3 separate regions of the Homo sapiens genome follow, and regions 2 and 3 are each linked to region 1. A link is an interaction called in ENCODE POLR2A ChIA-PET data of the cell type or tissue named here. Cell type or tissue: MCF 10A. All regions are shown on one strand. Region 1 holds the start of DMXL2 (Dmx like 2). Region 2 overlaps DMXL2 (Dmx like 2). Region 3 overlaps TMOD2 (tropomodulin 2).

The links. Peaks named below come from ENCODE experiments on the same cell type or tissue, not always from the same donor. Only the 100,000 strongest peaks of a DNase experiment are listed, where the experiment ranks them.
Region 2: POLR2A ChIA-PET joins it to region 1 with 17 read pairs; 6 of 35 experiments call an interaction of 5 or more read pairs at or near these places.
Region 3: POLR2A ChIA-PET joins it to region 1 with 10 read pairs; 2 of 35 experiments call an interaction of 5 or more read pairs at or near these places.

Annotation. Positions count from the first base shown.
Region 1 is chr15:51,619,291-51,627,290 of GRCh38, reverse strand. DMXL2 (Dmx like 2) reads left to right here and starts at 4,520. Exons shown (of 44, transcript NM_001378457.1): 1 at 4,520-4,832. The coding sequence starts at 4,746. LOC105370816 (a long non-coding RNA gene) reads left to right here. Exons shown (of 5, transcript XR_932236.3): 4 at 2,005-2,116; 5 at 2,466-2,607. RefSeq lists a silencer at 4,383-4,602 and an enhancer at 4,973-5,382. In MCF 10A, a CTCF peak has its summit at 5,328; DNase peaks (open chromatin) are centred at 4,280, 4,520 and 5,170.
Region 2 is chr15:51,532,404-51,540,403 of GRCh38, reverse strand. It overlaps DMXL2 (Dmx like 2), which reads left to right. Exons shown (of 44, transcript NM_001378457.1): 10 at 1,952-2,191; 11 at 2,645-2,916; 12 at 3,542-4,238; 13 at 4,620-4,741. Among named protein-coding and RNA genes, the nearest start is that of DMXL2, 86 kb to the left of the region's middle. In MCF 10A, a CTCF peak has its summit at 3,241 (motif pointing left); no DNase peak of the experiment used is centred here.
Region 3 is chr15:51,773,198-51,781,197 of GRCh38, reverse strand. TMOD2 (tropomodulin 2) reads right to left here. Exons shown (of 10, transcript NM_014548.4): 4 at 7,364-7,486; 5 at 4,180-4,266; 6 at 24-154. Among named protein-coding and RNA genes, the nearest start is that of TMOD2, 26 kb to the right of the region's middle. In MCF 10A, CTCF peaks have their summits at 4,034 (motif pointing right) and 4,821 (motif pointing right); DNase peaks (open chromatin) are centred at 337, 4,047 and 4,837.

The DNA.
Region 1 (8,000 bases):
AAGAGAGCAGATACGTAAGTTTTTGTTTTTCATCCTATAAGTGGCATTCTTACCTAAAGCAAAAGCAAATATAACAAATCAGAGGCCACAGAGATGGTCAAAGCTAGAGTTTGAGGCTGTGATACAGATTTTTTTGTAAAGATGCCGATAACTTCTTCTATACCCATTTTCAATGTGACTTTTCTGTTCTTCCCATTGAAAGGTGGATTTGTTTTCCTAGTTCTTGAATCTGTGCTGGCTCTGTGACTTGTTTTGACCAAGGAATATGATAGAAGTGACTCTGCCCTTCAAGGCTAAGCATGAGACTGCCATGTACAAACGTTGGTCTAGTCTATGGAGGGCAAGATGCCACATAAAGGGGAACTGAGGCACCCCAGACAACAACTAGTATCAACTGCTAGACATGAGGCCATCTTGGACCTTCTACCACAGTTCACTGCAGTTGTATGAGTGAAACCAGCAGAACTTCCCAACCAATTCACAGAACATACGAAATAATAATAATTGTTGTTTTAAGCCACTGTGTTTCAGAGGGGTTTGTTAAAGTGATAACTGATATAGGTTCACACCTATGATATTTTAGATTAAAATGCATCATTGCTATAGTTTATGACTGAAAAGCAATACAGGTATTGTTACAACATCAATTTCAGGCTTTAACACAATAGACTGCAAAATGAACTGGTAACAGAAAGTCAGGGCTTCCATTGCTATACTACTGAAGAAACCAGAAGCTTAAAGTGTTAGACATCCTAGGAAAACTGTAAGGTCCCCACAACTGGAAGAAATATTTTTAAAAAATAGGTATTAGATCCTCAAACAAATGGAATCACTTGAGAATTTAATATTTAAATTATATAGATAGCTCAACAAGAACTAATAACAGATATATCAAAGATCAACATTACGATGCTGTAGATTTATGAGTAGAAATTCCAGTTACCTCTGTAGGTAAGAGTAATAATGACACAAGTCATGCCCCTTGACTCTTTTTTTTTGAGACAGAGTTTCACTTTCTGTTGCCCAGGCTGGAGTGCAATGGTGTGATCTCGGCTCACAGCAACCTCCACCTCCCGGATTCAAGTGATTCTCTTGCCTCAGCCTCCTGAGTAGCTGGTATTACAGGCATGCACCACCACGCCCGGCTAATTTTGTATGTTTAGTGGAGACGGGGTTTCTCCATGTTGGTCAGGCTGGTCTCAAACTCCCGACCTCAGGTGATCTGCCTGCCTCGGCCTCCCAAAGCTCTGGGATTACAGGCGTGAACCACTGCGCCTGGCTGCCCCTTGACTCTTGAAGATAAAGTCCTTGAGTTCCGTGGTGTAGTGGACAACCTCCAAAATGGCTGCTCACGACTCTCCCTTCCTGGCACTCACTTTCTTGGGAAATAGTCTCCCACACTAAGTTATAGCTGGCCTGTGCACCCAATAAAATATGGTGGAAATGATGGCGTGTGACTTCTAAGGCTAGTTTATAAAAGACATTGCAGTTTCTACCTTGGTCTCTCTCTTGGATCACTTGCTGCTGGAGCAGTCAGCCGCCGTGTCTTGAGGACACTCACACAGCACTATGGAGAGGAACACATAGGAACTGAGGCCTCCATCTATCTATTAGGCTCAACTTGCTAGCCATGAGAGCCTGCCATCTTGGAAGCAGGGCCTTTAACTTCAGTCAAGACTTCAGATGACTGTATCCCTGGCTATTTCTTTTTTAGATAGCTTTATTGAAAGTATAATTTAATTACCATACAATTCACTAATTTCAAGTATACAATTCAATGATTTCTAGTAATTTTACAGAACTGCCCAACCATGACCACAATCTAATTTTAGAATGTTTATCTCATGCCAAAAAGAAACCTCATATCCATTAGCAGTCACTCTCAGTTCCACCTTCAGCCCCAGGCAACCACTAACCTATTTTCTGTGACTGTAGATTTGTCTTTTCAGAAAATTTCATACAAATGATTTCATACAAACGAATTATGTGGTCTTTTGTGTCCAGCTTCTTTTATTTAGCATGTAGCTGACATTTTGATTGCCATCTCATGAAAGACTCTGAACCAGAACTTTCCTGCTAAGCTACTACTAAATTATTGATTCACAGAAACTGTGAGGTAATGAATCTCTACTGTTATTTTTGGCTGATAAATTTTGGGGTAATTTATTGCACAGTAATTGATAACTAGTACACATCGGTAGGTGATACTGCTGGGAAACTAAGTCCCACATTTAATGGCACACATTCAATGGGCCATTAAACCCAACCCCAAAGGTACTATTAAGAGTTGTGTTGGGATCTCAAATCAAAGCAAAAAGAAAAAAAAAAGAGTTGTGGACATGATAAATTATATCTTACAATTCGATTAGCATATTTTGTTAATGATACAAAACTGCTACTTTTTCTAATTTTTAAAAGAAAGCCCTTTCCAAAATTAGAAGAAAGAATTTCCAATTTGTTTTTAGGTCCATGAAAAAATTTGCATGAACAAGGAAGAGATGAAATTGTGGACAGTCAAAAGTGTGGTCTAGCTGCCCTGGTGGGCTACCAAGGAAACTTGCCATATTAGTCTGGAGTGAGTTTTGACTGATCAGATTGGACAATAAAAGGCTCAGCTGTAATTCCAGGAGACTTAATTAGTCATTTGCAACCTTAAGATACAGCTATCAAGAAGCCATTTAAAGGATTCATGAGGGAAGAGAACAGGTGGATACAGGCTTCAGATTTTGAGTTTGATACCGAGAGGAAGAAAGAGGCTCACAACTTCACAACTGTGTGAATGGGCCAAAACTTCATGGAATGCTGTAAAACAAGAGCCAAATGTGAAATGGTTTAAATAATGTGAATTAGTAACACTCTTGGAAACCTGAGTACAATTTGTTGTTTGATGATAGTTTTGACTTGGTTTCTAATGCAGTGAAGGTCAAAGATTAAGAGACTCATCTAGAATCTAGTAGTAACAAAAAGGAACCCTTGGATATGGCGCGGGGGAAGGGAGGAAGGGGGGGGGAGGGAAGGGGAGGGAGGGGGGAGAGAGAGAAAGAGAGAGAATGCCGCAGGTCATTAGGTATTATTTTTCATTCCTCCTGCAACTTTCTACTGAAAAGATTACCAACGACTGACAGATCTTTGCCTCCAATCTTCCCCACCCTTCCCTTTATGCTTCAAAATGCTACAAAGTCATCTTCCCAAAGCAGCTCTGATTATATAAATTTTTGCTCAGAAACATCTGATATACCCCCACTGCATGCAGAGTGAAATCTGGGCTTCTTGGAGCATTCAAGACTCTCCATAATATGTTTTGGTAGGCCAAGAGTTAGACCACTTGGATACCTTGATCTCTTGCTAAGTATTATTTACTTTCCCTACCCTATAAATCATCTGCCTCAAACATTAATCTTTGTACCTTCAACACCCCCTCTATTTTCTGTACTGTATTTGCAGCATTTCTTGTCTATCTCAGCCTGTCAAAATTAAACTCAGCGTTTATGTCAGGTTATGTCTCCATAATGCCTTATCCACGCCCTTAGTCAACATTCTTCTTCCTCTTCTGTGGTGCATAAAGACTTTTATATCTCAATCACACCACCTTTGGCGTTCTGCCTGGTTTTACAGATAGTTATGTCTTGGTGTCCCCTACTTCCTTACCCTGTGATTTAAGCATAGTATGGGTTAGAACATTTGCCATGAATTGGCCTGTGGCAGGGAGCTGATGATCCTTGTTATCAACCATTCAAAGTTTAGCAGATAGTTTGGAAAATCAGGCGATTCTGCTAATTCATGAAATTACTCATGAAAAAAAGTCGAAAGGAGTCACCCGTCTCTAAGGCGGCTTTTTGCTGTCTAGAATAACCGTGACAAAAGGTGGGAGCAAAATAATTAGCTTTCAGGGGAGTATGGCTTCTCTAAATAGTTGCAAGATGCCTACATTGTTTATGTAAAATAAAATATCTTATGTACTGCACTTTCGAAAAGACTGAAGATATCTAAGATATCTCCAGGTGGAAATTCCCGGTGACGGGTGTCCTTCTGAGGTCAACGGCACTGACCATTGCACACTGTATTCTGGAATACGTTCAACACAGCAAAACCGGCTCGTGGCGCGTCCCCGGCGTCCGACTGCTGCGTGGCCCCGAGCGACCTGCACCCCACTCGCCCCCGCCCCCACCTCCGCCCCAGTCCGCAGCGGCTACAGCCCGGGAGGCTCCAAGGGAACTCCCGCACGTCTGCGCGCGCAATCACGGGACGGCGGGTCGGCGTGGCGCGCGCAATTGCCCTGGAAACCACGGCGCGCGCACGCGCAAACGCGGGTGATGGGGGGAAGAAAGACTGAGCTGAGAGCTTTGCCGCGGGGGGAGGGCTCTACCTCGCTCCCCCGCGGTGGGCGCGCGCGCTGGCCCGCTCCCTTGCTGCACGCTCCCGGCTCGCGCGTTCCCCCCGGTGCCCTCCCCCGCCTCACAAGCACCCTTGCCCTCCCGCATTTGTGCGCCGGTGCAGCAGGCAGTGGGAACATCCGGGCATTTCCGCAGCTGAGCGGCGACCCGGGCGGCGGCGGCGGTCGAGGAGCTCCCATGGCAGGGACGAGGCGGAGGGAAGGCGAAAGGGGGGCGAGGAGTTAAGCCAGAGCCTCCGCGGGGCGGGTTTCCGAGGGAGGCACAGAGGGAAACGGCTCTCGCAGCCCGAGGAGGGTCAGGCGCGGAGCTTGTCGCACCTCCCGCGCATTCTGTCCAGCCCGGGCTCCGGAGATGCATCTGCATCAGGTCCTCACCGGAGCTGTCAACCCTGGAGACAACTGCTACTCCGTGGGCAGCGTCGGGGATGTCCCCTTCACGGTGAGCGGCGGCCGGGAGCCCTAGGGGAAGATACCAGGGGCCAGACGCGGGGGCAGGGACCTCCTGTCCAGGGCGCACGCCTCCTCAGGAGGCTGTGAGATGTTGGTGGGCCCCACCCGTGGCCCCTTTGCAGCCTTGGGGTTTAGTTCCCCCTGGGACCCGTGGGACCGTGGGTCCTGCGTCTGGTGTAGGAAATCACCCGTTAGGGGAAAGGCTTAGGAATCCACCGCACTCTCCACCCCAAGCAAACGGGCCTGAGGTGACTGGACTAGAAGGCTCCTCCTAGGGCGGCCCTTCGGTCTGCGGTGGAGGAAAGTGGTGGTGCGGCTGAAACCCCAGAGCGTCCGTTTCGCAGCTGCTCTCGGCGTGGAGGCGAAGAGACTTGGTGTTGGTCTCGGAGCGTGGAGGTGAAGAGACTTGGTGTTGGTCTCGGAGCGTGGAGGCGATGCTGCGCCTTGGCTCCCCCTGCCCGCTGTGCTAGGGCAGCGAGGAGCTGCTGGAGTCTGTGGCTTTAAGCCTGACTCTGTATCTCCTGATAATGCAGGATCTTAATTCCAACAAAAAGATAGAAAAATTCATCCTCCGCGCCCGAAAGATTTAGAATGGAAAGGTTAGAGTCACAGTGGCTTGGAGAGCTGTCTCATTTATCAGGAGGTCGTAGTTTGGTAATCCTCCTAGATAATATTTTAATCTGTAAGGTAGCCTTTTTTTTAATATAGTAAGGCAATGTGAAAAATTTACAACAGTGCTTGTTTGAGAAAAGTGTATGTATACATAACGTTTTAGAATCTCCTTAAAAGCTAGATGAAGTAGACATGTTTCTCAAGGAGATTGGACTCATCAGTCCTTTTTGAGAGTGGAAATGTTTAAACCAAGCCTTGGAGCTTCGTTTACTCATAGATAGACTCCCATAAATTGAGTTCTTTTTTAAAGAATGAAATTTATACATGGTCTTCCTTATAAGGAACTGTAGGCAGCCAGACCTTTATTAAATATATTTTGTAAACTGTTCTTCTTGATAAAACTGGAAATTCCGTAATGGTATGCTTTTTAGACAAGGAAAACCCTTTGATGTCTGCTTTCCAACAGTGTTTTTAAAACTGCGGAAAATAAAGCTTCAGCAAAACTGCAGAATCATTATGTAGCAGTGCATTCTGGAACAGAATTTATTTTTTGACGTTTTGTGATACATTAACCCCAGAAGATTGCTTTTTAGCCATTTTAATTTTTTAGTGTAATCCACTTGGCCTAGCTCCAGTTTAGAACGACCCCTTTTGTCATCTGTGTTTTATGTACATGTGACTTAAAATATTCATATAGAGCTGAGCTTTGTCTTCAAGTGTGTGGAGAATCTTGGTTTTTGGGGATAGAGAGAAGAAATTTCCCTGTTCCCCAGTAGTGCAGATAGGAAGTTCCTCAGGGTTAGAAGAGTGGGCCTCTTTCATCAAGAAACAAAGCTGGAATCTTTGGTTATATTTTCCTGCTAGAATGGTGGTGGTAGTTTTCTGCTTCCATCTAAAGTGGAGTGCTGTCTCACGGCAGGTCTGGTATGTAGAACTAAATAAACGGGTTCAGATGCAGCCTGGAAAAGCCTGTGTAAGAACTGTTAGTGCTGTGCAGGTGTGGTTATGCTGTAGGCCACTTGTGACCAGATGCTTAGAGTCATTTTCAAATCTTCTTGCACTTCCCTAATTCAGCGTTTCACGAAGTCTAGTTGACTCTGCACTGTCTACCAGATTTACTCCTTTTCATATCCTTAACCACCACCTTATTTTACAATCTTATTGGTATTAATATAAAAGCTTTCAAAACTGTCATGTCCGATAACTTCTTCATCCTCCACACCGCTGCTAGGATAATTTTCTTCAAGTGTCATTTTACTATATTACTCTTGGCTTAAGAATATGTAATTGTTTTTAATAGCTGTGTTAGGAAATGTAAACTTGTCAAGTATTCTCCATCTTTGACTTTATTTTTAATTATATGTACTCCTCACTTTGGCCCCTCTGTTACATACTGATCTTCTTACTCTAAACTGCATTTTTATGTTGCAACAAGACAGTCCTTTTGGGTTTCCAAATTCGACTCAAAATTTACGTGGTTTAGGATGCCTGCCTGTGACACTGTTATTTTGGTCTTTTGACAAATGTAAATACAAACCCATTTTGCACACCATCTCATTTAACTACCTTAGTTTTGAGCGCACTGATCCAGTTTTAATTTTGCCATGAACTAGAAATGATCTCTTGGGCTTTGTGAAAAACAGATTGAAAAACAAAACAAAACAAAACAAAAAACAAGCTGCTTTCAAGCAGTCTATATATAATCAACTAACAAATACTTAAGTTCCTATGTTTGTAAATATAGGAATAATAAATAGTAATAATAGTAAAATAAAATAAAGTAATATAATAGTAAAAATAAAAAGCAAGCTCCTCTTCATGGAGCCTGTCACTTGATTTTAGAGCAATCAGATGAAGAAACTTTAGTTCTGGATCAGATGATTAAAAGGGGGACCAGCCAGGACTTGGAATGAAGGTCTTGTGACTTCTCATTGTGTGGGCTTTTCTTGGTAGTATTTCCTTCTTAATATCAGAGTGCCTGCTCTGGAGAGGGTGTGTGGGTGCGTAGGTGGGTTAGTGGATGGATGGAAGGCCTCCCAGACATAGTGTAGAAGGAACTACTGTCTTGCAACTAACTCATGATTCTTAGCTGATGTTGTGTTTCATGGTAGCCTGAGAACCTTTTCAAAATACAATACATACTTTATTTCAGAGTCTAAAATTGATACATCTTTGAAGAACAGAATTGTTCTAAAAGGATTTTGAGTTTATGACAGTGTAATAATTGAAAGAAATGTGTGTTATATATTTTGCTGTGCATGGTGGGTGGCGTGATTGGTTGGCTGTGAATGACTACTTGATGTCGTGATGTCCCAATTTGTGCAATATTGACATGGTACTGCAGTCTGTAGTGGACAATCTCAGCTGATGTCTGTGGTTTTAGTGGTATCACGTAAGCTATGATGCTTTTCACTTGTGTTTAGGCAGTATACAGCTGTTTCCTTAAACATTCGATTGTGATTTCGTAAATGTAGCTGTAGATATCACATTTTAAAACATCACCTTTTGAACAATTTTGTTCTTTTCAGTGTAAGATCTAGGTTTT
Region 2 (8,000 bases), 87 kb after region 1:
CTAAATATTTAAGAATGTATCTTTTAGTAAAAAGGGAATTTGCCTCCATAGCTGTAATACTGTTATTGCATGTGAGGAACATAGATAAAATAATATCATGTAATATACCATTCATATACAAATATAGATTCCTTTCTTAAATGCAGATTATTTTCTTTAAATTCCTCCAATCTAGAACAGTCCCTTTCTCAATTGTCAAAAAAAAATCTGTTAGTCTCAAAAAGTTGTCTCTCAGTTTTCTTTCAAAATGTCTCACAGTCTGAATATTTGTTAATAAGATTTAGGTTTAACATTCTGAGCAAGATTACTACATAGGCACATAGGTGATGTAGTGTTTTATAGGATTGCTAATTCACAAATCCTATTTTATATGATTTATTTCATTTTTATCACAAAACCAGAATAGTCATCCAGGAACTGGAAAGAAAGAACAAATTAGAGCATTTAACATTCATATTTATTGTAATAGAACATTACCAGAATGTCCATGCATTTTATCTTTAGATTTTCACTTCTTTTTGCAAAGGACAATTTTTCCTTCTGTTGAATGAATTATTTATAATATGGATTGAAATTAAGGAGATTAAGTTTTTGATTTATACCATTTTTTGGGCGGAGGAGGACAGGGTCTTGCTGTGTCACCCAGGCTAGAGTGCAGCCTTGACCTCTCCGGCTCAGGCAATCCTACCACCTCAGCCTCCTGAGTAGCTGGGACCACAGGTGTGTGCCACTACACCTGGCTAATTTTTGTAGTTTTTGTAGAGTCAGTGTCTCGCTGTGTTTCCCAGGCTGGTCCCAAACTCCTAAGTTCAAGCGATCCTCCCGCCTTGGCCTTCAGAAGTGCTAGGATTACAGACATGAGCCACCACACCTGGCCAATTTATACTCTCTTACATGAACTCATCAATTTCATAAATTTCAGTTACCTCAAATGGAGAAATTATCTTATACTTAGAATTTTGCCTGCCTTCTTGTGTTTTTTTCTTGATTTTATTTCCCAACAGCTATTTAGTAAAGTTTCAAACACTGAGAAAAGTTGGAAGAATAGTACAGTTAATACTTTTATATTCTTCACTTTGATTCAACAGTTGTTAACATTTTGCCACAGTTGCTTTATATGTGGCAAATGTCTCTGTGTGTATGTGTATGAAATGTTTTCTTTTCTCTTTCTTTCTTTCTTCCTTTTTTTTTTTGGAAACGGAGTCTTGCTCTGTCACACAGGCTGGAGTGCAGTGGAGTGATCTCAGCTCATTGCAACCTCTACCTCCCGGGTTCAAGCAATTCTCCTGCTTAAGCCTCCCAAGTAGATGGGACTACAGGCACACCCCGCCACACTGGGCTAATTTTTTGTATTTTAGTAGAGATGGGGCTTCACCGTGTTGCCCAGGCTGGTCTCGATCTCCTGAGCTCAGGCAATCCACCCGCCTCTCCCTCCCAAAATGCTAGGATTACAGGCATGAGTCACCGCACATGGTCGAAATGTTTTCTTAGTCTTTTCAAAGTAAGTTACACCTATCATGGTGTATCACCCTTACATTAGCAAGTATCTCCTAAAATTCTCTCACATAATCATAATATCATCATACCTAAGAAAATGATAAGTAATTCCATAATATCTAATATCCAGTTCATATTTAAACTTCTCTAGTTATCTCTTTTATAGCTGCTTTTCTGCTTTAATTTTTCATCCCCTGTCCCCAAACTGGAATTCACTGAAGGTTGATGCATTCGTGTATTTTGTTTTTAAGTTAATAGTTTAATTTCATATGTCTATCATTAATTCTTAAGATTTACATTTACCATTAAATTCAGTTAAAGTTTTTACAAATGCTGCTAAAATTATGTTGACTTGTTTAGCACCTTTTCTTTATATAGATTAGTCATTGTAAGCACTTGTCATGTTTTTAAAGAAATAAAAAAAATTATATTGAAATCTCTTTTATTTCCACAGATATTCCAAATGTCTTGGTTGGCACTGCATTTAATGTTGATGATGGAAATGGGGGCTTTGTAGTTCATTGGTTAAACAACAAGGAATTTCATTTTACATCATCTACAGAAGTATTTATGCATCAATTACGAAAACTTTCTGATAAGCAGGTAGATCATGAAAATGATGATGCAGATAGAGAAGATGAGGAACATTCACAGGAGGATAGAGAACGGGGTTTACATATGAAATTAGACCATGGTTAGTATCCTGTGTTCAGATTTTACTTACTCCAAAGTTAACAGCTTTCTGTGGTACCACTTTTAGTTTTGAATTCTTCCTTCCCGCTCTTCCTCCTTTTTACTTTTCTATTTGTTACACAAGTATTTACTGACCATCTGCCTTGGATCAGGTACTCTGCTAGCCCCTGCAAACATCATCTAACTCTATATGTTCTTTGGAAGCCATATCCTTTTCTGGGGAACAGGTTTTGCTAAATGGTAGTAATAATGATAGGGTGAATGAAGTTTTAATTTATCTAAAAGTAGTAACTGTAGTAACATTCAATTCAGACAAAAGTTTCCTTTGTTTTTTTTTCTGACTGTAAATTGGAAAAGAGATTTAGTTTTTAAAGATAGTATGCCATTTATTTATAGTCTAGTATGTAAATGAATTATTTAATGCTTGTATTGATAAATATATTTTCTGGTTCAGATTTATCCCTGGATAGAGAATCTGAGGCAGGTACAGGATCATCAGAACATGAAGATGGAGAAAGAGAAGGAAGTCCTAGAACTTACTCACGACTTAGTGTACCAATGCCACTGCCTACGGTTCTGCTTGATCGGAAGATTGAAACGCTGCTAACTGAATGGAATAAGAATCCTGATATGCTTTTTACAATACACCCTGTAGATGGTACCTTTCTAGTGTGGCATGTGAAGTATTTGGATGAATATAATCCTGGAATATTTAGACAAGTTCAGGTATATTTTATTGATGAAATAGTTATTACATTTCTTAAAATAGTAAAAAGAAATAAATGCTTTGTAGAGTTAGCATGTTTTTAGAATTACTGAAAATTTTGGTTTTGATAAGCATCTGAGTAAAGAATACTTCTTTCTTTCAGAAGGGATCAGTGACCATAAGCTTAGCAAACTTGATTAGTTAGAAGATAATGAATTTGGCCTTGAAATGCAGTACTGAATATTTAAATATATGTGTTGATTTTTGAGGGAATTAATAATATTTTGAATAAGATTAAGAAACTACCCTGAAAATGTGAATCAGGATGAGCTCCTCCTTGTGGCCAATTTGATGAGCTAAACGAAGCTGCCTTTGTCATCTCTCTCAACTTTATTGCTATTTAGATCTGTGGCTGTGGTCATTTTGTTGTACAAGCAAAGCACTTGAACTTTTTTTCTTCAGCCTTCTCTTAGGCCATGAATAGAGATATGGTATTACCTAAATAGAGCAAGGGGACTGGACCATAAAGAGGTTGAAAATGACATTTTTTGATAAGAAGCTGAGATTTGGTATTTTGAGAATAGAAGTCTTTTTTTTGAGAGGAGGTAAACTATTTGCACTGAATCATATAATTATGTTTTTCAGGTTTCTTTTTCTTCTCGGATTCCTGTTGCATTTCCCTCTGGTGATGCAAGCTCTCTTAGTAAAAATATCATGATGTATGCCTGTATAAATGCGACAAAAGATTCTCACCACACGCTGTTACACCAGGAGGGGATGTCTGTAGGCAGTCCTCACGGATCACAGCCACACTCTAGATCCCACAGTACACATATGAACATCTTAGCTCCCACAGTAATGATGATCTCTAAACACATAGATGGTTCTTTAAATCAGTGGGCAGTCACTTTTGCTGATAAGTCTGCCTTTACCACTGTTCTAACTGTATCTCACAAATTTAGATATTGCGGTCATCGATTTCACCTCAATGACCTGGCATGTCATTCAGTTTTACCACTGTTATTGACATCCTCTCATCATAATGCTCTATTGACTCCTGAATTAGATTGTCAGTGGGACTCAGACAATAAATTAAGTAGATTAATGGACCCTGTAAAACATATAAAAGGTTCCTCGAAACAACCTCTTAGAAATGCAGCAACTCGTACATTTCATGACCCAAATGCAATCTACAGTGAACTTATTCTGTGGCGTGTAGACCCAATAGGACCTTTGTCATACACTGGAGGAGTATCAGAATTGGCTCGAATTAACTCTTTACATACCTCAGCGTTCTCTAATGTGGCTTGGCTTCCAACTCTCATTCCCAGTTACTGTCTAGGTAAGTGTTCATTGTAATTGTGAAATTAACACAAGCTTTTAAACTATTATTTGTTATATACGAAATGGTTTATATTTGTTGTCATTAAGATTTTTAATAAGTATTCAGTTTTCATTAAGGTGATTTTTAATAAATATTCAGAATACAGGCATGAGACTGATTTTTAGAACTTCCAGAAGTTTTTAACCTTTTCTCTCATAATCCATTTTTTAATTAAACTTTTTGTTAATAATTTTGTATCTACTTATTGTGCCTGTTTAATTATGATTCTAGACCATGGTTAAGCCTAAAAAAAATGTGAATACTTGTTTCTTATCCTTTAGCCAATAAGAAAAATACACTACATGTTTAGAACCCAGAGGCCTTGTTTTCCTTTCTCAGGCACATACTGCAATTCTGCAAGTGCTTGCTTTGTTGCTTCTGATGGCAAAAATCTGAGACTCTATCAAGCTGTAGTGGATGCAAGGAAATTATTAGATGAATTGTCAGACCCAGAATCTTCAGTAAGTATTTAATAATCTTTATTAATTTATCTAAGGAGATAAAGAATTCTCTTTTGACTTTGTCTAGGACCTGTGTTTGTTAGTTGCTGTTTAGGGAGTAAGTATATGTTCTGGGCTGCATATGACATATATATGACACATTTATTTTTTCCTAAGCTGTGTTCCAAGGTACATGAATCAAAATTTTAGTGTACATACCACACATTAATACATTTTACATGAAAAGAAATAAAAAGGATTTTTTTCTAAAATATTATTTGTTTGTAACATATTTTACTCTCTAGTTTGGTTCTGTTAGTCTTACTTTGCTTAAAAGAAGTTTTAAGGCATCTTTACCAAGCTGTATGTTTAGGTTGGAAAATTGGAACTTTTTCAAGCTTGATTCACCATTTTAAAAAATTCTCTGGTTAGAATTTGTTATCAGTGGGTGGCAGCATCTCATTCTGATAGTTCTGTATCTGAGCTGGAAGTCATATATGTTAGTATCTAGAGTTGAACAGTAGATTTTCCATTTACCTATAAAAACAACTATTCTAATAAAAATGTTTCCAGTATTGAAAACCAATGACTATTTTTGAGCATCTACTATGTTCTCCTAGATGTAGAGGGAATACAAAATATAAGTTTCAGACCTACCTTTAAGGAGCTTTTAATTTAGCTGAAGAGAGAGCTTATTAATAAAAAGTTAAGTAGCAGTTTAAGACATAAGAAGAGGAGTCTAAGGGTGGTATGTAATTAATTGCCAAAAGGATGGCCCTAGAAGTGTTTCATTATTCAGAGGAGAGAGAGAGATCAGATTAAGGTAGGCATAGAATTCTTTATTAAGGACAATATTTGGGTTCATTCTTGATGAGTGGATAAGATTTAGAAAGATAAATTCTTTGTCTTTGCCTGAGTGAGAAAATTGCCTGGAAGTAAGTATAGATACAGGAAAGTACATGTGTAAAGCTTGTTCCAGAAACAGTGAGAAAACCATTTGGATTGGAGCTTAAGGTTTGACATAGAGAAAGTCTAGAAAAATAGAATCATAGAACTAGAATTGGAAGATATTTTAAAGGTCACCTGGTCTCACCAGCCATCTGATGCTTTATTCCCCTCTGCTTCATTCCTGCCAATTTGTCATCTGGCCATCGATGAGGGAGACTCAACTCTAAATGCAGCTCATTCTATCCTTGAATAGCTCACACAATCATATTGAAACGCTATTTGTTTTGTGTACATTCTACTTGCTAGTGCTAGTTCTACTTAGAATAAATCTAATATTTCTTGCGTATGAGAGTACCTCAAGATATTAAAAGACAGCTTTCTTGTAACCTGTGAACCTTACTACCTCAGGCCAAATCTGCTCCCCCTGTGCCTATCAAGTTTCTTTATCTGTTTTACATTTGACCCTGGTTACTCTTCTGAGCAGTTTTCAGTTTGTCTGTACTCTGAGCCTTGTAGGATGACTAAAACATAGCAATATTGTGACCTCTCTCATTAGATACATTTATGTTTTGACAGTCACTCCACATTCTTCGTATGTAATTGACTCATCATGAGCTGACTGTCAATATCCCGAAGTCTTTCCCCCTCCCTGCTCTCTGCTAAACCTTGTCTTCTCCATTCTGTATTTGTACATTTGGATTTGGGGTCCAAATGTAGACCTATTTTTCCTATTACATTTCATCTTGCTAAGCACAACTAAACAGTCCAATCTCTCAGTATCTTTTTGAATCTGGATTATGTTATTTAATGTATTTGTTTTTGCTTTATGACTATGTCACCAGCCTGTTTGAAGAGTGTTATACCTGCACCATCTGAGTCAGTTATTAATATGATAAATAGGCAGGTCTGAAGAAAGAGCCTAGCAGTATACATTTGAAATCTTTCTCCATTTTCATTTTTTGGAATGTTTTCCAGCTTGTTTCAAGGATTTCTGTGAGACAGCTTGCCATATACTTTGCTGAAATAAAATACAGTCTTTCTATCTTCTGCAGTCAACGAAGAAAGTCAAAGTTACATGAGGTGATTTGTTTTAATATATGATAGGTGTAATGTGCACACCTTGACATCACTTGGTGACCAAAACATTGTACTAGGTAGACATTAAGCTCCTTGGTCTGCCCTGCAGAAGTATGTTCTTTTCCTTTTTGAAAATGGGAATTTTTGCCTGTTTTTAGTTTTTTGCTATTGATGTCATTCTCCATGATTTGGGGGATTTTGTGTTTTCTTATGGTTCTATTTGTTCTCCATTATACTCAGTGTTTTGTTTTTGGTGGTTCCTCAAGGTTTTATAATATGCATCTTTAACCTCTCATAGTCTACCTTCAAATAATAATATAGTACTCAAAATATAATGTAGCCAGGCACGGTGACTCACACCTGTAATCCAAGCACTTTGGGAATGAGATGGGAAGATTGCTTGACCCCATGAGTTCAAGACCAGCCTGGGCAACATAGTGAGACCCCCCCATCTCTAAATATATACAGTAAACAACTTTCAATAGTGTCCCCAATCTCCCTCTCCTGTGGTCTTCAGCATGCATGTCCTATGAATGTTTTGTTAGGTTTATACATAAGTATTTCATTTATTCTACTGACTGTAAAGGGTGCTGTCTTTTTAATGTTGGTGTCCATGTAGTTATGGCCAGAATATACAAATACAATTGAATATACAAATACAATTGAATTTTGTATGTTTATCTTATATCCTGTAACATTGCTGAATGCATATATTAGGTGTAGGAGTGTTTTTGGTAGATTTCTTGGACTTTTCCATGTAGATAATCATCTCATTATAAATGGGAACAATTTTATCTCTTCCTTTCTAATCTGTATGGCTTTTATTTTTCTTATTTTGTTGCAGTGACTAAAACTTCCAACTCCATGTTGAATAAGAAGTGAGATTGGATGTTCTTGCCTTCTTCCCATTTTTGGAGGAAAAGCATTCAGTCTTTGATCATTACATATAATGTTAGTTGCAGGTTTAAAAAATTTTTTTAAAATTTTTGTGGGTACATAGTAGATGTATATATTTGTGGGGTACATGAAATGTTTTGATATAGGCATGCAATTCTTAGTAATCAAATAATGGAAAATGGGGTATCTATCACCGCATACATTTATCCTTTGTGTTACAAATGATCTAATTACACTCTTCTAGTTATTTTTAAATGAGCAATTAAATTATTGACTATAGTCACCCTGTTGTGCTATCAAATACTAGGTCTTATTAATTCTAACTATTTTTTTGTACACATTAACCATCCCTACCTCC
Region 3 (8,000 bases), 150 kb before region 1:
TGATGATAATCACAATGAAATACCTTAATGTTGTTGAGGTTGACTTCTTGCAAGCTAGGATCATTGGCTTTCATCTGCTGCAGGCTTATTTCCACATTTGTGGGATTTGGTGGTTCCTCAAATACTGGCTTTACTTTTTCACCTTTGACAACATCTAAAACACAAGTTTTCATTTTAAAAAATGCAAAGTCTCTCCTATCAAAATCAGTGGTGACTTCCCAAAAAATGACATTTCTTTCATATGCTGATTCCAATAACACTTTAATAGCAATGACAGTAGGTGTATTCTCAGCTAAGCAAGCATGGGAGTGGTATAGCTATGAGTCACAGCTTGGAAGGCTGGTGTTTCTCAACTGCAATGAGAATTCCCTGGGGCTAACACTGCATGGACCCAAAGTTCAGGAGACCCTGCAGCAAACTCCAACTTTCAAAATATCCATGGGCCGTTATTGCTGCTCCATATGGACATCTGTCAGACTATACTAACTAGACTACAGGATCTGAGATACAAATCAGACACCACAATAAGTCTTCATTTCCCAAACTTTAATACCCCTCTGGCCTCTTGATTATACCCTACCCTCCTCTGAGTTCTATTCTGGAGCTTTAGTTTTAAGGAAGGTATGGGGAGAGAAAGGGATAAAAAAGAAGAATGGAAGAATTCTCAAAAATAGTTAACAGAGATACAAAGGATTAATATCCCAATATACACAGAGCTCCTACAAATCAATAAGGTGACCCAATTAAAAATGAACCAATAATACGCTCAGAAGAATCTGTCACTCAACCAAAAAATATAAAAAGTAACTAAGCTCCAAAATAAAGAAATGAGATACCATTTCATTAGCAAACAAGTGTGAAACGAGGTAACATTTGGAGTTGGCAACAATGTGGAGAAAAAAGCATCTTCGTACTCCTCTATAAGTGGGAATGTGATCTGATGCAAATGTTTTGGGAGAGTAATTTGGCATTATCTATTGCAATTTAAGATGTGCATGTTCTATGACCCAGCAATTCTATATCTAGAAGTCTTACCTACAAAAATAGCACAGATACATAAAGATATATATTCAAGGGTGTTCCCTGTTCCCTGAAATATTACTTGTGACAGCAAAACATGATAAACAAAATGTCCACCAATATGAAAATGGGTAAATAAAGTATAGCATCATCACGTAACAACTTATTGTCTATTCGTTAAAAGAATCTATTCAGGAGCCAGGCATGGTGGCTCACACCTATAATCCCAGCACTTTGGGGGACTGAAGCAAGAGAGTTTCTTGAGGCAGGGAGTTTGAGACCAGGCTGGGCAACACAGTGAGACCCAGCCTCTACAATAAATTTTAAAAATTAGCCAGGTGTAATGGTTCATGCCTGTAGTCCTAGCTGCTCAGGGGACTGAGGTGGGAGAATCCCTTGATCCCAGGAGTTTGAGGCTGCAGTGAGCCTTGGTAGTGACACTGGATTTCAGCCTGGGCAACAGAATGAGACCCTGTCTCAAAAAAAAAAAAGTATCTTCATTATCTATCCATTAAAAAAGTTATCTACTCATTTTGGGAGGCCGAGGTGGGCAGATCACAAGGTCAGGAGATCGAGACCATCCTGGCTAACAGGATGAAATCCCGTCTCTACTAAAAACACACAAAAAAATTAGCCGGGCGTGGTGGTGGGTGCCTGTAGTCCCAGCTGCTGGGGAGGCTGAGGCAGAAGAATGGCATGAACCCGGGAGGCAGAGCTTGCAGTGAGCTGAGATCGTGCCACTGCACTCCAGCCTGGGCAACAGAGCGAGACTCTGTCTCAAAAAAAAAAAAAGTTATCTACTCATTAAAAGAATGAAGGAAACCTGTAAGTACTGATAAGAGGCCACAATTAGAAGACAAGTTAATATTTGTATGTGTACGTATAAACGTCCAGAAGGTTATGCACCAGATTGTTAATAGGAAACATTGTCAGAACGTTACCCTTTGATGCTGAAGCTAAAAAGGATGAGCATTTTTTATCCATATGCATAACAAGAAAGGCCAGACTAAGCAACATAGCAAGATCCTGTCTCTACAAAATAAAAATAAAAATAATTAACTGAGTGTGGTGGCATGCACCTGTAGTCCCAGCTACTCAGAAGGCTGAGTGGAAGGATTGCTTGAGTCCAGGAGCTGGAGGCTGCAATAAGTTATGATTGCACCATTGCACTCCAGCCTGGGCAACAGAGCAAGCCTCTATCTCAAAAAAATAAAAGGAATATTGCTCATTGTGTGTCTAAATTACCACTATAAATAATATTTCATATATATGCTACTGAGATTAGAAAGCATCTCCCAAGTCTCTATTAAAGTGAATAAAATAAAATTAACCTAAGAAAAGCTGTAATCCTAAAAATTAGTTGGGTGTGGTGGCACATGCCTGTAGTCCCAGCTACTCAAGAGGCTGAGGCAGGAGAATCGCTTGAACCCAGGAGGTGGAGGTTGCAGTGAGCCGAGATTGTGCCACTGCACTCCAGCCTGGGTGACAGAGCAAGACTCTGTCTCAAGAAAAAAAAAAAAAAAAAAAAAAAAAAGCTGTAATTTTCTATGAGTTTTCAAAGCACATGGATCACACTGTACTGACATGATCTGGTTATTGGTCCTTCCTTACCCTGGACAGATAAATTCCCTTGGGCAGGGACCATTTTCTTTCTTTCTTTTTTTTTTTTTAATTTTTAATTTTTTATTATTATTATACTTTAAGTTTTAGGGTACATGTGCACATTGTGCAAGTTAGTTACATATGTATACATGTGTCATGCTGGTGTGCTGCACCCATTAACTCGTCATTTAGCATTAGGTATATCGCCTAATGCTATCCCTCCCCCCTCCCCCCACCCCACAACAGTCCCCAGAGTGTGATGTTCCCCTTCCTGTGTCCATGTGTTCTCATTGTTCAATTCCCATCTATGAGTGAGAAGATGCGGTGTTGGTTTTTTGTCCTTGAGATAGTTTACTGAGAATGATGATTTCCAGTTTCATCCATGTCCCTACAAAGGACATTAACTCATCATTTTTTATGGCTGCATAGTATTCCATGGTGTATATGTGCCACATTTTCTTAATCCAGTCTATCATTGTTGGACATTTGGCTTGGTTCCAAGTCTTTGCTATTGTGAATAGTGCCGCAATAAACATACGTGTGCATGTGTCTTTATAGCAGCATGATTTATAGTCCTTTGGGTATATACCCAGTAATGGGATGGCTGGGTCAAATGGTATTTCTAGTTCTAGATCCCTGAGGAATCGCCACACTGACTTCCACAATGGTTGAACTAGTTTATAGTCCCACCAACAGTGTAAAAGTGTTCCTATTTCTCCACATCCTCTCCAGCACCTGTTGTTTCCTTGCATCCAAGGGATGAAGCCCACTTGATCATGGTGGATAAGCTTTTTGATGTGCTGCTGGATTCGGTTTGCCAGTATTTTATTGAGGATTTTTGCATCAATGTTCATCAAGGATATTGGTCTAAAATTCTCTTTTTTGGTTGTGGGGCAGGGACCATTTTCATCTTTGTACCTAAGCCTAGAACATTCCTGACACATAGTAGGTATTTAGTGGATGACTGATGAATGAATGAATAAAAAAGTCTAATTAATTGTACACGTCTATAGGAAACGTTGACATAGAAGATAGTGGTGTGGAATGTCCTGTGCACGTAAGTCCATGCCAGCGTGTCTTTCATGCCCTCTGAGGGAAGTGGACATTCAAATTCTAATGACAAGCATCTATTATTGAGACAAAAAGACACTCAAATAGAGAAGGGAACTTATTTAAGCTACTATAGTTGATTAAAACATCCTCAGGAACATGAAACGCTGCATTTTGTGATGACCAAGCAGTCTTATATCAGCAATTTTTTTTCATGAATATGGATTATACCATTTAATGCAGACCCATATATCAACAATTTCATCTTCTGACTAAACAGACCTACCAAGAAAGTGTTCTGGGCAACACACACTGATTTGTACTAGTTTCACCGCCAGATGGAGCTCTCATTGTCAGCTGCTCTGTTCTGGTTTGATTGCTCAAAGCCCAAGTGATCCTAGCAAAATGACAGAGTGTAAAGCCTGCAAGACTCAACAGGCCTCTCTCCTACCAGCAACTCTGGAGGCTCCAAAGCTTTACAAAACCACAGATTGCACATCAACTTACTTCTGACAGGTCCTTTGCCACCTTTATTGTTGGCTGTTTCTTCATCGAACTTTGGATTGTTGAGCAAATTGTGTACTCCAAGGACAGCTAAAAACAGTCAACAAATGAGCATTAAGTTTGGAGAAGCACATTAGGATGTCCACATTGTTAATTTGTCCCTTGAAGAACAATTCTTTACATCATAAAGATAAGTCCCTGAGTCCTCTTTCCTTGCACAGTGTGTGGTACATGTATAGCGTTAAATACACTTACAAAAACCTCCTTTCAAGACCACCAGAAATCTTCCTGTCTTTCTACGTCTCCACATGTAGAATCATTTAGGATCTGAGGAACAGTGGCTAATTATGGCCACAATTTACCGAAAATCTGCCTAGACCTCCTAGTTAAATAGGAAAACCTTTCAGTTTTCTCATCTGTAAAATGAGAAGGTGGGACTGAGACTAAGGGTTTTTAAGATCTAACATTATATAGATTACTGCATATATTTTTCCAGAGGCCTCTTTCAATGTCAGCCTCCTCATCTCTTAGTACCAAATATAATTGTCTCTAGAGCATGCCAGGGTGGGGAAAAAAAAGCAACATCAGCAAAGAAAAGGTCAGCTAAGCGTACTGATTTTCGGCTTCCTGTATTACACAGAACTTGCACCAGGAGGCAGCACAGAATGCAGGAAACAACACTGGGGAAGAATGAATGCGGGGCTGACTGAACCTGCAACTGCTACGCAGATTTCCCTTTGCTAATGAAATTCCAGGTGATACTGGCCACCTGAAGAAGGATCCCAGAAGGGATAATAATCTGTTGACAGGTGGCAGAGGAGTGCCTCTGAGATGCTTATCAGCTCTACTGTAAGCTACATATTGAAGGAGGGAGGCAGCTGGCACAGCACAAGAAAGGGCAAATGGTCAGAGCTAGCAAGGACCCGGTGAAGAGGGGGACTTGGGAGCAGTCAAGAATCCTGACTCTGACCACGTTAAACTGTGTGACTTGGGAAGTTGTTAAATGCCCGAGTCTCCGTTTCCTCATCTGTAAAACAGGGATAATAATTATACTTTATTACCAAGATTAAATGACTTTCTATGTGTCAGGCACTATTCTAAATGCTTTACAAATTCTTGTTAAATAAATAAGAATTTGCCACTGTGGGCCGGGTGCGATGGCTCATGCCTGTAATTTCAGCACTTTGGGAGGCAGAGGTGGGCGGATCACGAGGTCAAGAAATCGAGACCATCCTGGCCAACATGGCGAAGCCCCGTCTCTACAAAAAATAGAAAAATTAGCTGGGCGTGGTGGCGGGCACCTGTAATCCCAGCTACTTGGGAGGCTGAGGCAGAAGAATCGCTTGAACTCCGGAGGTGGAGGTTGCAGTGAGCCGAGATTGTGCCACTGTACTCCAGCCTGGGTGACAGAGTGAGACTCCGTCTCAAAAAAAAAAAAAAAAAAAAAAAAAGGAAAAAGAATTTGTCACTGTGTCTCTGTGAAGGGGACAGGAGAAGGAGAAGGTGTCCCATTTGATAAACACTGAGGCCATACAACAAACATATCTTCTTGCTCTGGCCCTATGCTCACCAAGTAACTTCTAATTATAATTTGGCTCCCATTGCCAGGTTTTCATTTTTATCTGTTATCTGTGAAATGGGCTAATGGATCAGTTCCCACCACTTTGCTCCAATCTGACTGCTTCTATATATACTGATAAGATCAAATTTCCAGTCCAGAGCTCCCACAGTTTAGGGCTGGGAACTAGACTCTGGATGGTGACCACACTGACACCCAGCCAGTGTAAGAGGTGCTGTTTTGCAGGTCAACTACCACTCCCTTGAAGAACTTTCTGTCTGCTCTCTATCTGCCACAATAACATGGGCAATATGCCGACACTCTTTCTTATCTAAAACTCAATGGCTGCCAGCTCATCTGCCCATGGGGCTGCCTTCAATCTTCCAGAAGGGCCCACCCTAAAGATGCTGCCAACAGCCCCAGCCAGGCTTCCTTCTGAATTCCTAGGGAACACAGGACGAGGGAGGGAAGCTGAGTAAGGATGAACGAGGACAGTTTTCTATTTGGATTCTCTCTCTGGTTTTACTGTATGAATTTCAGGATCTAGTATCTTCCAAATAATTGGTGTTTTTCTCTTTTTCCTTTCTCAAGGCATTACCTGGGAATTCAAGTTCAGCCCTGCATTCTCCCTCTGGGCAATTCTGGTAGAGACCATGAGGCAACCCCTGGGAGGAGCAGTAGCCATAACAGGATCCCTCCACAGCAACCCCAGGGCTAAGACCAGTGGGTGCAAAACACCTTCTTTACCAGGTGACGCCATCGCCTCAACTCCTGCAGTGGTCAATATGGTCAATATTAAGTTCACAAACATGGGAACTTCCTGACATCATCACAGAAGGAATGAAAATGCAGTTGGGGTGGCTGGTACATTTTAGAATAAGGCTGGTTCTCCTGGGAGGAAAGAGGTTATTATTCTATGTCTTCCAATGGAATAAAAATTCTTGCTAAAGCTGTGGACTGGTTTTTAAAGCACCTCTATCCTGTGGTCATCTAATAACCCTGTGTATGTAGAAGGAAGATCTAATATATAAATCTACTGGTAGATGCAGAAAATCTTTCTTGAAGGCTGTACAAGACATGGGAGTGGGCCTAGGTAATTCAGGTCGAGAGACTTACTTTTCATTACACATTCTTTTGTACTCTTTGACCTTTTTCTATCTGCATTTTAAATAATAATAATTATTATCATGTTGCTATTGTTAAGACTAGAAGGCTAATGGACTTCTTAGCGTTTTCTGAATCAAAATGGAACAATGACTGTGGGAAGAACAAGAACTTTATAGAAATGTTGTGATGATAAAATGCCAAATGTGAAAGCTCCTTAGAAAGCAAAAGAGCTGTTGTTTTATTCTCTAAATTCTCAACACTCCTTCATACTTGTTTGCTTTAATTTCTCACAGTAACTCTTGAGTTTTGTGAGATGGGTATTATTTGCTGCTGAAATAGAGCAAAATAACATTTGCTCAGAGAGTTTAAGTCACCTGCATCAAGACTTACAGCTCCATAATGCCTTGTGTCAACCTGTCATTCTCCTACCTAAGAGAAGCTCAAAGCCTGCTGCCATGGGTGCCAGTGCATGCTCGGAGGTCATAGAGCCAGACAGGAAAGTTCCCAGAGTTCAGGACTAACCTGCAAGATCATAGAGTTCGGTGTCAGAGGCACTGGCCAAAGCTTCTTCCAGTTCTGGGTCAAGGGTCACTTTTTCTTCTTTACGAGTTTCTATAGGCTTTTCTTTAGGGATAAAGACTCTCCCTTTAAATCAGAAGAAAAACAAAAATATTGAGTACTACTGCCTTATTGGTAGGGTAAGTAGACTGAGCAGAGAATGCAGTTCTGGCCATTGAGACCCATATAATTAAGCCAGTTCATATCCAACCGAGATTCCTGGATTGCCAGGATGGTACCAACATCAATAAGTCACTGTCAGAGGGAAGGAACACTGGAGGAGGAATCCTGCATTCTGCCACACAGAGATCTGAGACTACAGTCCTTAAACACAGAGGGAAATGGTGGCTTCTACCCCTCTTATTGGCAGTACTGCCCTTGGGTCTGGGCAGGAGAGGCCCTGCCCTGAGTCGTGCACTTTAGAGAACCCCATACTAGTCTTCCTGTGGCTGTACCTCTCCCCTCCAGGGGAGGAACCATGAGGCCAAAGGGATATGCCCATCCAGCATATAGGCCACTTTCTATACCACACTTCAGGTACCTAGGACCCTGGAATGCCTTGCCCAAAGAGCCCTGAGCCTGCCTCTAGAGCCTCCACAAG